2 separate regions of the Homo sapiens genome follow, and region 2 is linked to region 1. A link is a loop called in an ENCODE intact Hi-C map of the cell type or tissue named here. Cell type or tissue: heart right ventricle. All regions are shown on one strand.

The links. Hi-C counts contacts between places; a loop is a spot of excess contacts. Peaks named below come from ENCODE experiments on the same cell type or tissue, not always from the same donor. Only the 100,000 strongest peaks of a DNase experiment are listed, where the experiment ranks them.
Region 2: a loop joins it to region 1, with 10 times the contacts of the local background. A loop is called at or near these places in 45 of 110 quality-filtered maps.

What each region holds. Positions count from the first base shown.
Region 1 is chr1:167,800,093-167,808,092 of GRCh38, reverse strand. No RefSeq gene overlaps it. Among named protein-coding and RNA genes, the nearest start is that of MPZL1, 82 kb to the right of the region's middle. In heart right ventricle, CTCF peaks have their summits at 4,358 and 4,563 (motif pointing right); a DNase peak (open chromatin) is centred at 4,582; H3K4me3 peaks cover 581 bases; H3K27ac peaks cover 918 bases.
Region 2 is chr1:167,596,330-167,604,329 of GRCh38, reverse strand. No RefSeq gene overlaps it. Among named protein-coding and RNA genes, the nearest start is that of RCSD1, 30 kb to the left of the region's middle. RefSeq lists an enhancer at 2,564-2,713. In heart right ventricle, a CTCF peak has its summit at 4,100 (motif pointing left); DNase peaks (open chromatin) are centred at 2,184, 2,669 and 3,949; H3K4me3 peaks cover 357 bases; H3K27ac peaks cover 2,990 bases.

The sequences.
Region 1 (8,000 bases):
TGGCAGATGCTTTGGCTTGCCTGAGATCATCTGGCCAGTAAGTGGCTGAACTGGAGCCTAAGTCCAGAAATTGTGTGCCCTTGTCGAAGCATATTCAAGTCCACTTTTTCTGGCTCTCTGTCTGTGCAAACCATCAGGAAACAGTGTTTTCTGTCTTAAAAATCGCTTTGACCATCTAAAGATTCAAGTTCCCTTTAGCTTCCAAAAAATGGACCTAGTTCTACTCTTTGGAATCATACAGAATAAATTTAAACTTGTTCCTCACTGACCCCTTCAAACTCTTGAACACACCTCTCATGGTTCTCTTGAGCCTTCTACAAGCTAAATATCTCCGGTTGCTTCTGCTTCTCCTACCAGCTCCTTGTTTTCGGTTCCCTCAGTATCCTGATCACTTGTCTCCGAATATATTCAAATTTATCTCCATTTCTCTTATATATGAGCTATAGATTGGCCAATCTGGAATAGGAGAGGACTCTTACTTCTTTTGTTCTACCTAGAAGAGTCCTATTAAAACCACTTATGCGCCTTCACTTTTTTGGAAGCCAGTTTTGGAGTCACTGTGGACATATTCCAATTATCTGGAAGATAATCCCAAGTTGGCTACTTACTCTCTGTGCCTTAGTTTCCTCATCTGTAAGTGGAAATAATAGTTGTACATACTGCATGGAGTTGTGTGGGGTTCTTTTTTTTGAGAATTACATGAAAAACACTGCCTAGGGCTGGGCGCAGTGGCTCACAACAATAATTTCAGCACTTTGGGAGGCTGAGGCAGGTGGATTGCTTGAGCTCAGGAGTTCAAGGCCAGGCTGGGCAACACGACTAAACCCTGTCTCGACCAAAAAAAAAAAAAATGCAAAAGTTAACTGGGTGTGGTGGCAAGCGCCTATAGTCCCAGCTACTTGGGAGGTGGAGGTGGGAGGATTGCTTGAACCTGGGAGACGGAGGTTGCAGTGATCAGAGATCATGCCAGTGCACTCCAGCCTGGGCAACAGACAAGAGTCAGACCATCTCAAAAAACAATTTTTCCCTCTCCCTCTCCGTCTCCTTCTCCCTCCCCCTCTCCCCCTCTCCCCCTCTCCCTCTCCCTTCTTTCTTCGGTCTCCCTCTGTTGCCAAGGCTGGACTGTACTGCCGTGATCTCAGCTCGCTGCAACCTCCCCGCCTCGGGCTCCCGTGATTCTTCTGCCTAGGCCTGCTGAGTGCCTGGGGTTGCAGGCACGCGCTGCCATGCCTGACTGGTTTTTGTATTTTTGGTGGAGATGGGGTTTTGCCATGTTGACCGGGCTGGTCTCCAGCTCCTGACCTGGAGTGATCTGCCTGCCTTGGCCTCCTGAGGTGCTGGGATTGCAGACAGAGTCTCGCTCACTCAATGCTCAATGTTGCCCAGGCTGGAGTGCAGTGGCATGATCTCGGCTCACTACAACCTCCACCTCCCAGCCGCCTGCCTTGGCCTCCCAAAGTGCTAAGATTATAGCCTCTGCCTGGCCGCCACCCCGTCTAGGAAGTGAGGAGCATCTCTGCATGGCCGCCCATCGTCTGGGATGTGAGGAGCCCCACTGCCTGGCCATCCCATCTGGGAAGTGAGGAGCGCCTCTGCCCAGCAGCCCCGTCTGGGAGGTGAGGAGCGCCTCTGCCCGGCCGCCACCCTGTCTGGGAAGTGAGGAGCGCTTCTGCCCGGCTGCCCCGTCTGGGAAGTGGGGAGCGCCTCTGCCCGGCCGCCACCCTGTCTGGGAAGTGAGGAGCGCCTCTGCCCGGCTGCCCCGTCTGGGAAGTGGGGAGCGCCTCTGCCCGGCCACCACCCTGTCTGGGAAGTGAGGAGCACCTCTGCCCAGCCGCCTCGTCTGGGAAGTGAGGAGCGCCTCTGCCTGGCCGCTGTGCAATCTTCCAAGTGTGAAGTGACAGCCTTTCTGCACGTGTACCCAACAGCTCCGAAGAGACAACGACCATCGAGAACGGGCCATGATGACGATGGTGGTTTTGTCGAATAGAAAAGGGGGAAATGTGGGGAAAAGAAAGAGAGATCAGATTGTTATTGTGTCTGTGTAGAAAGAAGTAGACATAGGAGACTCCATTTTGTTCTGTACTAAGAAAAATTCTTCTGCCTTGGGATGCTGTTAATCTATAACCTTACCCCCAACCCCGTGCTCTCTGAAACATGTGCTGTGTCAACTCAGGGTTAAATGGATTAAGGGCGGTGCAAGATGTGCTTTGTTAAACAGATGCTTGAAGGCAGCATGCTCCTTAAGAGTCATCACCACTCCCTAATCTCAAGTACCCAGGGACACAAACACTGTGGAAGGCCGCAGGGACCTCTGCCTAGGAAAACCAGAGACCTTTGTTCACGTGTTTATCTGCTGACCTTCTCTCCACTATTATCCTATGACCCTGCCACATCCCCCTCTCCAAGAAACACCCAAGAACGATCAATAAATACTAAAAAAAAAACAAAAACAAAAACCAAAAAAACAATTTTTTTAACTTAAAAAAACCTGCTGCCTAGTATACAGAAGGAGATCCATAAGCATTAGCCTTTAATACTGTCACATGTATTCTAACAAGTTCTCCCCATCCTGTATTTAGACAGTTTGTTTTTTTTTACTTTAAAGAGAACAGACGGTACAGACAGGAAACAAAGAAACCGACTGTGGTCTGCTTTTAGCCAGTGAGAGAGAAGTAAACTAAAACATATGTCTAAATGCTGATGGGCAAAGGAAGGTAGGCCTTTGGGCACTCTCTCTGGATGGTGGCCTTTATCTCTAGCCTATGCCTTCCTTATTGGGTTATACTCGTTCCTTCTCTTTAAATATCCTGCACCCTGTGTTAGGCCTTCCTGGTGGTAACTGCAGGCAGTGATCATGATAAAGTCAAGTCATCTCCTTCGAGTTTAGCATCCTCTGGTTGCCACTCTGCATTGCTTGAACATAGGCTCAGGGGACAGTACTCTGGGGTTCTGCCCCAACCACCTTAGTCTGGTTTATACTCAGCTGCCCAACAGCTGCCAAAAGCATGAGTCTCACCCCTGTGCCCTTTGTGAACTGCAGGCAAGTATTCATGTTTTCTGTAAGTCAACACCACCAGGCTTCCCTGTGATTTTGATTCTATGGGTAGATAGTGCTAATGAGTGTGAGGATTTCTGAAACTAATAGTTCATCTCCCAAATTACTAAAAAACTAAAGCATACCACACACCTACGAGAATGGCCAAAATCTAAGACACCAAATGCTGGCAAGGGCGTGGAGTGACGGGAACTCTCACTCGTTGCTGGAGGGAATGTGAAGTTGTACAGCCATTTTGGAAGACAGTTTATAGTTTCTTACAAAACCAGACATATTCTTACCATACAATTCAGCAATTGTGCTTTTTGGCATGTACCCAAATGAACTGAAAACTCATATCCATACAAAACCCTGCACATGGACATTTATAGCAACTGTATAATTACCCAAACGTGGAAGCCACCAAGATGTCCCTCAGTAAGTGAATGGATAAACTGTGGTAAATCTAGACAATGGAATGTTATTCAGCACTAAAAAGAAATTAGCTATCAAGCCATGAAAAAAACAGAGAAGAACCTTAAATGCACATTACTGAGTGAAAGCCAGTCTGAAAAGGCCACATGCTCTATGGTTCCAACTATGTGACCTTCTGGAAAAGGCAAAACTATGGAGACAGTGGTTGCCAGTGGGGTGGGAGGAGGAGAGATGAACAGGAGGAACCTAGGGGAGTTTTAGGGCAATGAAACTATTCTGTACATTACTCTGAAGGAGGATTCACATCATTATACATCTGTTCAAACCCATAGAATGTGTAACAGCAGAGTGACTCTTAATGTAAACTATGGACTTTGGGTCAAAATGCCGTGTCAGTGTGGGTTCATCAATTGTATCACATGAACTGCTGTAGTGGGGAATGCTGTTAGCAGGTGAGGTTGTGAGTATGTAGGATCAGGGGCTATATGGGAATTCTCTACCTTTCATTCAATTTTGCTATGAGTCTAAAACTGCTCTATAAATAAAGTTTATTAATTAAAAACAAACCCACAAATACCTAAAGCATATGTTGACCAGCTCCCTTTCCCTCCACAGAGCTAGGATGCCTCATTCCCCAGTGCTTCCCCTGTCCTGGAAGTGCAGTGATGAGAACTGGTTTCAAAAAAAAAAAAAAAGAGGAGAGGGGAGGAGAGATGGGAAGGGGAGGAGAGGGGAGGGATGGGGGGAGGGGGAAGGAAGGAGAGAGGAGGGAGGGGGAGGAGAAAGGAGAGGAGGGGAGGGAAAGGGGGGAGGGAAGAGAGAAAGGAAAAAGCGAGAAAAGACCATACTGCAATTTGAAGGTTAAGTTCCATGTGCCTGAATCCAGAGGAGCGTGCATCAGGTTTTGCAGGAACCCTGTACTTGGTTCCGGTTCTGACTATGCCACAAACCAGTTACGTGACCTTGGGCAAGTCCCTTTTTCATCAGTTTCCTCATCTCTAAACTAAGCGAGTTGTGATAAAATCCCTTCCCTCCTCCATCTGGCTGTGATTCAGCCTCCTAACAACAGAATGGGTGTGGGCGAACCTGCTCTTGGCCAGCAGGTGGCAGCACTGGCTCCTTACTGTGGCTGCAGCCAAACGAACCATTCCTGGTCACGCTCTGGAGGCTTTTGTCTTCAGACCTGCAGCCTCAGCACTTAGCACCACTGCGGCGCCCCTCGTTACCTACAGGAAGCTTCCAGCATGACATCCTCGGGGCATCCTGGATAGAATTATTTTTAGGAGAAGGCAGACATAAATAATCCACGAAGGCTTCAGGAACAGGAATGAAAAAGTGATGATCTTTTTAAAATATTTATTTCTGTCACAACCCCCATGCCTGTCAACTCAAGGGTAAAGGTATTGTTCTCATTCTCTATTTCTCGCACTAAGACCAGTGTGCCTGCACAAACAGTAAGTCTTCAGAAAGTGTAAATTAATAAGTTCATTAAATAATATTTTCTTTTCTTTTTGAGATGGAGTTTCGCTCTTTTTGCCCAGGCTGGAGTGCAATGGTGTGATCTCGGCTCACCACAACCTCTGCATCCCAGGTTCAAATGATTCTCCTGCCTTAGCCTCCTGAGTAGCTGGGATTACAGGCGTGTGCCACCACGCCCAGTTAATTTTTGTATTTTTAGTAGAGACAGTGTTTCACCGTGTTGGCCAGGCTGGTCTCCAACTCCTGACCGCAGGTAATCCGCCCGCCTTGGCCTCCCAAAGTGTTAGGATTACAGGCATAAGCCACTGCACCTGGCCAATAATATTTTCATTTGATCATTTCAAGCTAATTCTTACAGACTACCTTAGAAGTAGAAACCTAATATTTATTGAATGAGTAAACAATATGGAGGTAAACAAAAATTACTTAACATCAACTATACTAATCAGGCTCTGCACTAGGGTTACAATGAGAAGTAAGAAACACTCTGCATGGTGGTTACCGATGTGGGCCTGGGACCACACTGGACTGGATCCAGTTGCTACTTCTTTGTGTCCTTGGGTAAGTTATTTAACCTGTTTGTGCTTTCTTTCCCTTGTTTGTAAAATGGGGATAATAACAGTATCCACCTCATAAGGTTGTTGTGGGTTAAGGGTGATAAGGTTTGGCTCTGTGTCCCCACCCAACTCTCATCTCGAGTTGTGATCCTCAGTGTTGGAGAAGAGGCCGGTGAGAGGTGATTGGATCATGGGGGCAGGTTTCCCCCATGCTGTTCTCATGGTAGTGAGTTCTCACGAGATCTGATGGTTTAAAAATGTTTGGCACTTCCACCCTCACTCTCTCTCTCCTGGTCTTCCATGGTAAGAAGGTACTTGCTTCTCCTTCGACCATTGTAAGTTTCCTGAGGCCTCCCAGTCACGCTTCCTATTAACCCTGTGGAATTGTGAGTCAATTAAACCTCTTTTGTTCTGAAATTACCTCGTCTCAGGTAGTTTTTAATAGCAGTGTGAGAATGGATTAATACAACAGGTAAAGCACTCAGAATTCCGCTGGGGGAACAGATCATTAAAACGCATAGCTATGAAGGGGCCCGGCATGCACCCTATCCTGGCTTTAGAAGGCTGGAGAAAGCTTCCTGAGAGAGGAAACAGGACTCAGCCAGGTGAAGAGCTTTACAGATTTGGGACACAGCGTTTGGTGCTGGAGGAGTTTTGGAGCCTGGGTCCTCCCACTTGGTCTGGCTGGAGTTCTCCTCAGCAGGGTGACATGTGTGTGATGACTAGAGGGCGGGCAGGAGCTGCATGCCCTCAGGCCTTATGGGGCAGGTGGTAGAGTTTGAGACCTTATCCTGCCAGCAGTAGGAGGCACTGAATGACTTTCCCAAGGAAGTGCATGGACCATATTTCCGTTTTAGAAAGACCATCACTCTTGGCCAGGCATGGTGACTCACATGTATAACCCCAGCATTTGGGAGGCTGAGGCAGAAGGATTGCTTGAGTCCAGGAGTTAGTGACCAGTGTGGACAACATAGTGAGGCCCCATCTCTTTCATTAAAAAAAAAAAGTAGGGTCGGGTGTGGTGGCTTACGCCTGTAATCCCAGTACTTTGGGAGCCGAGGCAGGTGGATCACTTGAGGTCAGGAGTTCAAGACCAGCCTGGCCTACATTGTGAAACCGTCTCTACTAAAAATACAAAAAAAAAAAATTAGCCGGCTGTGGTGACACACACCTGTTATCCCAGCTACTTGGGAGCCAGAATTACTTGAACCCGGGAGGCCGAGGTTGCAGTGAGCTGAGATTGTGCCACTGCCCTCCTGCCTGGGCGACGGAGCGAGACTTTGTCAAAAAAAAAAAAAAAAAGAAAAGTAGAAGGACCACCATTCTTTATCCAGAATGGGTTAGAAGACAGCTGAGTCAAGATGAAGACTGGGAGATAGTTGCTGTTGCAAGCTTGGAATTAGGGTGGCCTGCAAGAAAGAAGTATCAGTGGAGACAGAGATGAAGGCGTTGATTTGACAGATAATGGAGGAAGAACATATTGAAATCAGAGGTGGACTTTTTAAGGAGGATGCTCAAAATTAACAAACACATTCAGAGAGGCTAAGTAAACTAAGGACTGAACAATTTCAAGCATTTGCATGGTTCTCGTTACTTGCTAAATGGACTGTTATGTTTGTCCCTCCTGCTGCACTCCGAACCCCAACCTTTCCCCGGTTGTCCGCTCATGACGTTTCCTATCTGTTAATGGTACCAGCCCCTGCGGTCAAGACTCCTCCAATCCCAGAGCCAGTCATATTTTGCCAATGCTCTTGAACATCTTCCTACATATTTCTTACACCCCTCCTATCCTCTTATTCCCATTGCTGCTGAAAAACCATTTCCTTCATCTCTGACTGAGCTCTGGAATGGCCACATAATTAAGTGGCCTCCTGATTTCAAATTTCCATCTGATTTCAGATTTTCAGCCATTGGTAGGATAAGCTTGCTAAAATACCAATCCCCATTTATCACTCTACTTCAAATCTGGCCTTCAGGATACATACTGATTTCTTAGCCTGGAAGGTGGGCTTTTAAGGTCTGGCTCAACCCAAATCCCCATACTGCAACCACATTGGCCCCACTCTCCTACCCTGAACCCTTGTGACTCGTTGCTCCAGCTGGAATGTCTGTGCCAGAGTCTTTCACATGCTTCTGCCTCAAAGCGCCTGCTTCTGACTGCTATGGGTTGGGTTTATCAGTTGGTCCCTGTTTTTCCCCCAGGCTCTTCCAGGACTGCTGCTGTTTGGGGCTGTCTCCTCTTTGAGCTCATCAATGGCAGGGATTCTGTTGCTCTTATCTTTATTTCTAATTTATTTTTAGTTTTTGGAGACAGGGTCTCGTTTTGTCTGAAGTGCAGCGGCACAATGATTATAGCTTACTGCAGCCTTGACCTCCCAGGCTCAAGTGATCCTCCCATCTTACCCTCCCGCCCTTGCCCCCAGCCCCCACCACCCACTATCCCTGAGTAGCTGGGGCTAATTTTTAAATTCTTTCTAGAGATAGAGGCCTCATTA
Region 2 (8,000 bases), 200 kb after region 1:
ATAAAATTCCAGGTGAGTGGTTCAGAGCTGGTACACCACAAAATGTCTTGCTCAGCTCCTATCATCACATCTTGCATCCCTACCATCAAGATGGAGGAGAACATGCAACTTCTTTTTAAGAGTCTGGCCTTGAGGATTGCACATATCACCTCTACTTATATCTCATGTTGTCCCAAACAATGACATGAACAATTGTAGCTGCAAGGGAAGTTGGGAAATAGAGTCTTTATCTGAGTTTCCATGTACACAGTAAAAAAACTTCTGTTGCTATAGAAAAGAGAAAAAAATTGGGGAGAACATAGAGGAGCCACTACTATAATAATTTTGGAACACTCTTACATGAATTGATAGGCCATTTATGTTTTCTTTAAGAAGTCTGGGCCAGGCGTGGTGGCTCATACCTGTAATCCCAGCACTTTGGGAGGCCAAGGCAGGCGGATCACCTGAGGTCAGGAGTTCAAGACCAGCCTGGCCAACATGGTGAAACCTTGTCTCTACTAAAACTACAAAAATTAGCCGGGCATGATGGCAGGTGCCTGTAATCCCAGCTACTTGGGAGGCTGAGATGGGAGAATTGCTTGAACCCGGGAGGCGGAGCTTGCAGTGAGCTGAGATTGTACCACTGCACTAAAGCCTGGGCGACAGAGCGAGACTTCATCTCAAAAAAAAAAAAAAAAAAAAAAAAGTCTGGATTATGTGGCTTAGAGCCACAACTCTGCTACTTAGATGTGATCTTGGCAAGTTGTGTAACTTCTCTGAATCTCAGATTTTTCCTCTGTACAATGAAGTGATGAAATTAGCCTACCTACCAAGCTCGGATATTGGAAGGCCCAAATAAACTCATGTCTTTGAATGCTGCATGTAAGCTGCAAGGTCCCATGAAAAGTGAAGTGCTACAGCATTGGGCCACCCAGAGGGGGGTTTTTGTTTTTGTTTGTGTGTTTGTTAAGCATTTGGTGCTGGTTCCTCAGCTTGGTTTAGGGTGAAAACCACATATCCAAGTCTTCTGTATGGTATTTCCACTCTCAAGGGAATACTTTAGCACATCCTATTCACTTCTACTGGTTAGCCTGCCTCTCTCCCCAGAGCCCTGCCACTCTTGTGGGCTCCCATCCTTCCCTTGGGTGCAAGTCACTGCCAACCCACCCCGACTGGCCACTTCTGATCCCTAATCACAAGTGGGTAATAAAGGCCCCGAAACTTACTCCTCCCGGAGTGGATTTGGGTGGAGGGCCCCGAAACAGGCCCTGCAGGAAGGAGCCCAGGAAACGGCCCCCGGCAATGCTAATCTGAGCGTTTTTCCCCAAGCATATGCAACAAACCTCAAAAGGCCACCTCGGCATGCTTTCACACCCCTAGTTGAGATTGTATGACAGTCAGCAGTGTGTGTTAGTTACAGCAGGACCAGTTGTTATCTATTAGCCTCTAAGCTCCTTAAGGAAAGAAGGAAATAAACCTTTTCTCAGCATCTATTATGCCTTAGGCTCATAAACAATGTGCCAGCATTTATTCCTCACCCAACCTCACTGCCAGGAGGAATTATGACCTCCTTCTTGGTAGATGAGGAGTAAGAGGTTGAAAGAGTACCTTGTTCAGTACCAGACAGTCATCAAGTGAAGGTGGCAAGATTTGAATCCAGGATCTGATGCCAAGTCTGGCTCCCTCCTATGACACCGTGATTAATCTGTACTGTAGTTGAGTGTGAAAAGGTGGAAACTATGTGTTCAGCCATTGTACCTTCCCTTGAGCACTAACACGATTTCATGCCAGCAGGGCCTCAAAAGGATTAAAGAGAATGGCATTTTTCACCATTTTATCTCTGACAGTGCACAGCACAGTTCCTGATACGTGAAACAGGTCATTATGATATTTATTGGACATACCGAAATTGTTGGACTGATATTTTTTAAAAAATCATAGCTGTATTTATTCATTCCAAGAGCTGAAGGTGAAAGTGCCTTGCAAAGCCTTCCTGGGAGTAAGGTTGTCAGGCAGATAAAACAAGCTAGTGAAATCAGGGAAAAGATTTCCTGGACACAACTGTTCATGCCAGGCTTCCTGGCGGAACCACAGCAGGAGTTAACCAAGGGTCTACTGTGGTTATTGCCTGAGCCACACTCACAGCCATGAATCTGTGGCAAAAGCAGATGGCACTTCCGGCAGACATCCCCCAGAGGAGAGAATTTTCCATGAGGCCTGTGTATGGCAGCCAGCCATCCTGGGTTTCCTGGCATGGTCCAATTTCCCATCTTTTGTCTCAAAGTCCTTAGAAGGACATATGTATGGGGTGGGTAAAGTCCTGCTCTTAGTTATTTAATTTATTTATTTTTACAGGCAGCCTCTCAAACCAGAGTAGGCTCAGAGAGACTCCTGAGTCCTGCTTTTGAATTTGGAAAATATGGTTATAGCAGGCACGTGGAAAGTGCCTTTTATTGCCTCCCACCTGCAGATCAAAGGCAGAGGGGCCGGCCTGCCCAGGTCAGCCTGTTTCACCCGGGAAAGGGAGGGCCATCTGCTCCAGTCAGGAAGCCCTGGGGAGCCTTCTAATAGAGGAAGCCCACCAGGGCCAGAGCAGGGCTGTGTCCTAAGAATTCAACAGTCCCCGAAAAGTCCAAGAAAGTGGTAACAGGAAAGAAGCAACAGCAGAAGCAGAAACTGCTCTTTTGATCTCATTGCGCAAAGGAAGGAGGTGACCCAAGGCCTCTTGTGACACACACAGAAGCACATAGAAGTATATTTGGGGAAGTGTGTGAGAGCTCTCCCCAAAGATGTCTTCAGATTAGAGGTCAACCCTGGGTGGCTGCCCTGGGGCAAGCTGGGATGCTCTTGTGGTTCAGCTCTTTCCACACTCAGACGGGGTCACTGCTGGGTAACAATATGCCTAGCAAGCACAGGTAAACCAAGCCAAAAGCCTATTTGTTTTCTAGGATCAGTCTGTTAACCCCTCAACTCCCAGCCCAGCCAGGCAGGTCCCTATGGGTTAAGCTTTGTGCTAGGCCTCAGGAGACCTTGGGTCTCATCCCGATCCCCTAAACAGCTCTGAAGCCTGGGGCACATCACTTTTTTCCTCTGACCTCAGCATTCTCACCGGTTCAGTTAAGGAATCAAGAAGGCTAACAGAAGTTTAGAGGGCTTACCGCACACTGGCTGATCACTTTGCCCTGAAGTGATTCAACACTAAAAAAGCTCGAAAGTGTTAGTTTTCTTCAGTTTGGTAAAATCTGTGTGATTCTACACATCCTATTCATTCATTCGCTTGCTTAAACTTGTCCTGAGCATCACTATACATCAGCACTGCTAAGTAACAAACACTATTAGTGTCTCCTTATTGAGTTCCAACTAAGTGTCAGGCGCTTTAGATAGATTACCCCCACTTAATCTTCCTCACAGATCTGTGAGGCAATACCTCCATTTTTATTTATTTACTTTTCTTTTTTGAGACAGGGCTTTACTCTGTCACCCAGACTAGAGTACAGTAATGCAGTCATAGCTCACTGCAGCCTTGACCTCCCAGGCTCAGTTGACCCTCCCGTCTCAGCCTCCCAAGTAGCTGGGAGTACAGGTATGTGCCACCATGCCCAGCTAATTTTTATATTTTTTTGTAGAGATGGTGTTTCACCATGTTACCCAGGTTGGTCTCAACTCCTGAGCTCAAGCAGTCTGCCCACCTTGGCCTCTCAAAGTGCTGGGATTACAGGCGTGAGCCACTGTGCTCAGCAATACCTCCATCATTAGAGCAAGAAAAGGTTAAGCAGCTTGCTCTAGGTCATTCATCTTTCATTCTCAGTCAGTCTCCAAAGCTGGTGTTTTAATACACTAGTTCTATCCCTGCAGAGCTAAATGAGATGAGGTCATCCTCATTTCAAGGAAGTTCCAGCTAGCAACCCTGTGGTCAGAAGGCCAGGTTGCAGCCCCGAGAGTCCTGGCATTGTTCATAGGGTACATTAGGACATGTCACACTTGGAAAACCTGGCGAGCCTAGAACACATAGCAAACCATTTTTCTCTGCATGTTCCTAGCCACGGTTCTGCAGACCTAGCTTCCCACATGAATATTCTTTCTGTACCATGAATATTACAAACTACAGAAATAGTGCCCTCATGTGTCAGGAGCACAACGCACCTTTGAACTCTGGAGAAAGGCACATTTTAAACAATCTTAAAACTATGAAACACTTTTGTTTTTGCTTCTTTTGTTTGTTTTCGCTTTTGCTTTCTATGTCTTTGAAGCATGCTGGGAAGAAATGATGAAAAATTGCTAAATCTGCAGAACTCCACCCAGAGGCAAATTACTAAGTACCAGGACCTGCAGGAGAAACTAAAGGGAAGTAATCTTGGAATAGTTGGTATTCTATGAATTGTGCATCTGTGGATTCAACCAACTGCGGATCAAAATTGTGTGAGAAAAAAATTCCACAAAGTTTCAAAAAGCAAAACTTGAATTTGCATGCACTGAGTACTACATTGAATCCAGGCAAATGAAGTGATGTGTAAGCATTGCATTAGGTAGTCCAGATGTGATTTAAAGTATTTGGGAGGATATGTGTACATTATATGCAAATACGATGCCATTTTTTTTTTTTTTTTTTTTTGAGACGGAGTTTCGCTCTGTCGCACAGGCTGGAGTGCAGTGGCGCGATCTCGACTCACTGCAAGCTCCGCCTCCCGGGTTCACGCCATTCTCCTGCCTCAGCCTCCCGTGTAGCTGGGACTACAGGCACACGCCACCATGCCCGGCTAATTTTTGTATTTTTAGTAGAGACGGGGTTTCACCGTGTTAGCCAGGATGGTCTCGATCTCCTGACCTCGTGATCCGCCCGTCTCGGCCTCCCAAAGTGCTGGGATTACAGGCGTGAGCCACCGTGCCCGGCCGATGCCATTTTATATAAGGGACTTGGGCATTGATACGGTTTGGCTGTGTCCCCACCCAAATCTCAACTTGAATTCTATCTCCCAGAATTCCTACATGTTGTGGGAGGGAACCAGGAGGAGGTAATTGAATCATGGGGGCTGGTCTTTCTCATGCTATTCTCGTGATAGTGAATAAGTTTCACAAGATCTGATGGGTTTATTAGGGGTTTCTGCTTTTGCTTCTTCTTCTTCTCTCTTGCTGCCGCCATGTAAAAGGCGACTTTTGCCCTCTGCCATGATTCTGAGGCCTCCCCAGCCATGTGGAACTGTAAATCCATTAAACCTCTTTTTCTTCCTAGTTTTGGGTATGTCTTCATCAGCAGCATGAAAATGGACTAATACAGTAAATTGGTACCAGTAGAGTGGGGCGTTGCTGAAAAGATACTCAGCAAATGTGGAAAATGTGGAAGCAACTTTGGAACTGGGTAACAGGCAGAGGTTGAAACAGTTTGGAGGGCTCAGAAGAAGCCAGGAAAATGTGGGAAGGCTTGAAACTTCCTGGAGACTTGTTGAATGGCTTTGCCCAAAATACTGATAGCAATATGAAAAATAAAATCCAGGCTGAGGTGGCCTCAGATGGAGATGAGGAACTTTTTGGGAACTGGAGCAAAGGTGACTCTTGTATGTCTTAGCAAACAGACTGGTGGCATTTTGCCTCTGCCCTAGAGATTTGTGGAACTTTGAACTTGAGAGAGATGATTTAGGGTATCTGGTGGAAGAAATTTCTAAGCAGCAAAGCATTTAAGAGGTGACTTGGGTGCTGTTAAAGGCATTCAGTTTTAAAAGGGAAACAGAGCATAAAAGTTCAGAAAATTTGGAGCCTGACTATGGAATAGAAAAGAAAAACCCATTTTCTGAGGAGAAATTTAAGCCAGCTGCAGAAATTTGCATAAGTAGCAAGAGCCTAACGTTAATCCCCACGACCATGGGGAAAATGTCTCCAAGGCATGTCAGAGGTCTTCACTGCAGCCCCTCCCATCACAGGTCCGGAGGCCCAGGAGAGAAAGTGGTTTTGTGGGCCAAGCCCAGGGTCCCCGTGCTGTGTGCAGCCTAGGGACTTGGTTCCCTGTGTCCCAGCTGCTCCAGCCATGGCTGAAAGGGACCAACATAGAGTTCAGGCTGTGGCTTCAGAGGGTGAAAGCCCTAAGCCTTGGCAGCTTCCATGTGGTATTGAGTTTGCAGGTACACAGAAGTCAAGAATTGAGGTTTGGGAACCTTCGCCTAGATTTCAGAAGATGTACGGAAATGCCTGGATGCCCAGGAAAAAGTTTGCTGCAGGGGCAGGGCCCTCATGGAGAGCCTCTGCTAGAGCAGCGCAGAAGGGAAATGTGGGGCTGGAGCCCCCAAATAGAGTCCCTACTGGGGCACTGCTTAGTGGAGCTGTGAGAAGAGGGCCACTGTCCTCCAGACCCCAGAATGGTAGATCACTGACAGCTTGCACCATGTGTGTGGAAAAACTGCAGATACTCAACGCCAGCCTGTGAAAGCAGCCAGAAGGGAGGCTGTTACAGAGGCAAAGCTGCCCAAGACCATGGGAACCCACCTCTTGCATCAGCATGACCTGGTTGTGAGACGTGGAGTCAAAGCAGAGCATTTTGGAGCTTTAGAATTTGACTGCCCCACTGGGTTTCAGACTTGCATGGGCCCTGTAACCCCTTTGTTTTGCCCAATTTCTCCCATTTGGAATGGCTGTATTTACCTAATACCTGTACCCCGATTGTATCTAGGAAGTAACTAGCTTGCTTTTGATTTTACAGGCTCATAGGTGGAAGGGACTTGCCTTGTCTCAAATGATACTTTCGACTGTGGAATTTTGGGTTAATGCTGAAAGGAGTTAAGACTTTCGGAGACTGTTGGGAAGGCATGATTGGTTTTGAAATGTGAGGACATGAGATTTGGAGGGGCCAGGTGCAGAATGATATGGTTTGGCTGTGTCCCCACCCAAATCTCAATTTGAATTGTGTCTCCCAGAATTCCCCCATGTTGTGGGAGGGAACCAGGGGGAGGTAATTGAATCGTGGAGGCTGGTCTTTCCCTTGCTGTTCTCGTGATAGTGAATAAGTCTCATGGATCTGATGGGTTTATCAGCGGTTTCTGCTTTTGCTTCTTCCTCTCCTCTCTTGCCGCCATCATGTAAGAAATGTCTTTCACCCTCCGCCATGATTTCAACCTCCCAGCCATGTGGAACTGTAAGTCCAATTAAACATCTTTTTCTTCCCAGTCTCAAGTATGTCTTTATCAGCAGAGTGGAATCGGACTAATACAGGCATCCATGGATTTTGGTATCTGCTGGGAATCCTGGAATCAATCCCCCATGGATACCCAGGGATGACTATACTCTCATGCATGCTGAGGGGAGCTGATGTCCTGTGCTAGCCTGGAAAGTCTAGAAATTTTGTTTCAAGGGATATGATGAGGAAAATATATGTAATAACAATAATAATCAGAAAATGGTCCTTACTTCTTTACCATGTTTGTTTTTTCTTTTATACTTTCTTTTCCATGTCTTTTATTATTTTCCCTTCATTTGCTTTTTTCCCTTCCTCTCTCTACGCTTCCTATCAACTTTTAGAAATAGTTATGTTGGCCGGGCACGGTGGCTCACGCTTGTAATCCCAATACTTTGGGAGGCCGAGGGGGGCGGATCATGACGTCGGGAGATTGAGACCATCCTGGCTAACATGGACTCCGTCTCTACTAAAAAAATACAAAAAAAATTAGCCAGGCGTGGTGGTGGGCGCCTGTAGTCCCAGCTACTTGGGAGGCTGAGGCAGGAGAATGGCGTGAACTCAGGAGGTGGAGCTTGCAGTGAGCCAAGATTGCGCCACTACACTCCAGCCCGGGCGACAGAGTGAGACTCCGTCTCAAAAAAAAAAAAAAAAAAAAAAATAGTTATGTTTACTTAGAAATCATGGCATTTTTATTTTGCTCATTTATGTGGTTTTAAAATTTTGCCTCTTCTTTTTTGAGTGTGTGTTGGGGTGAGTGTAGATGTGCAGAGATTGAAGCGCTATGATATAACCAAGAGAAAACCAGACTTGGATTTAAAAGATCTAGGTTCCTCTCCATCTATCCTCCCCTCCCTGCTCT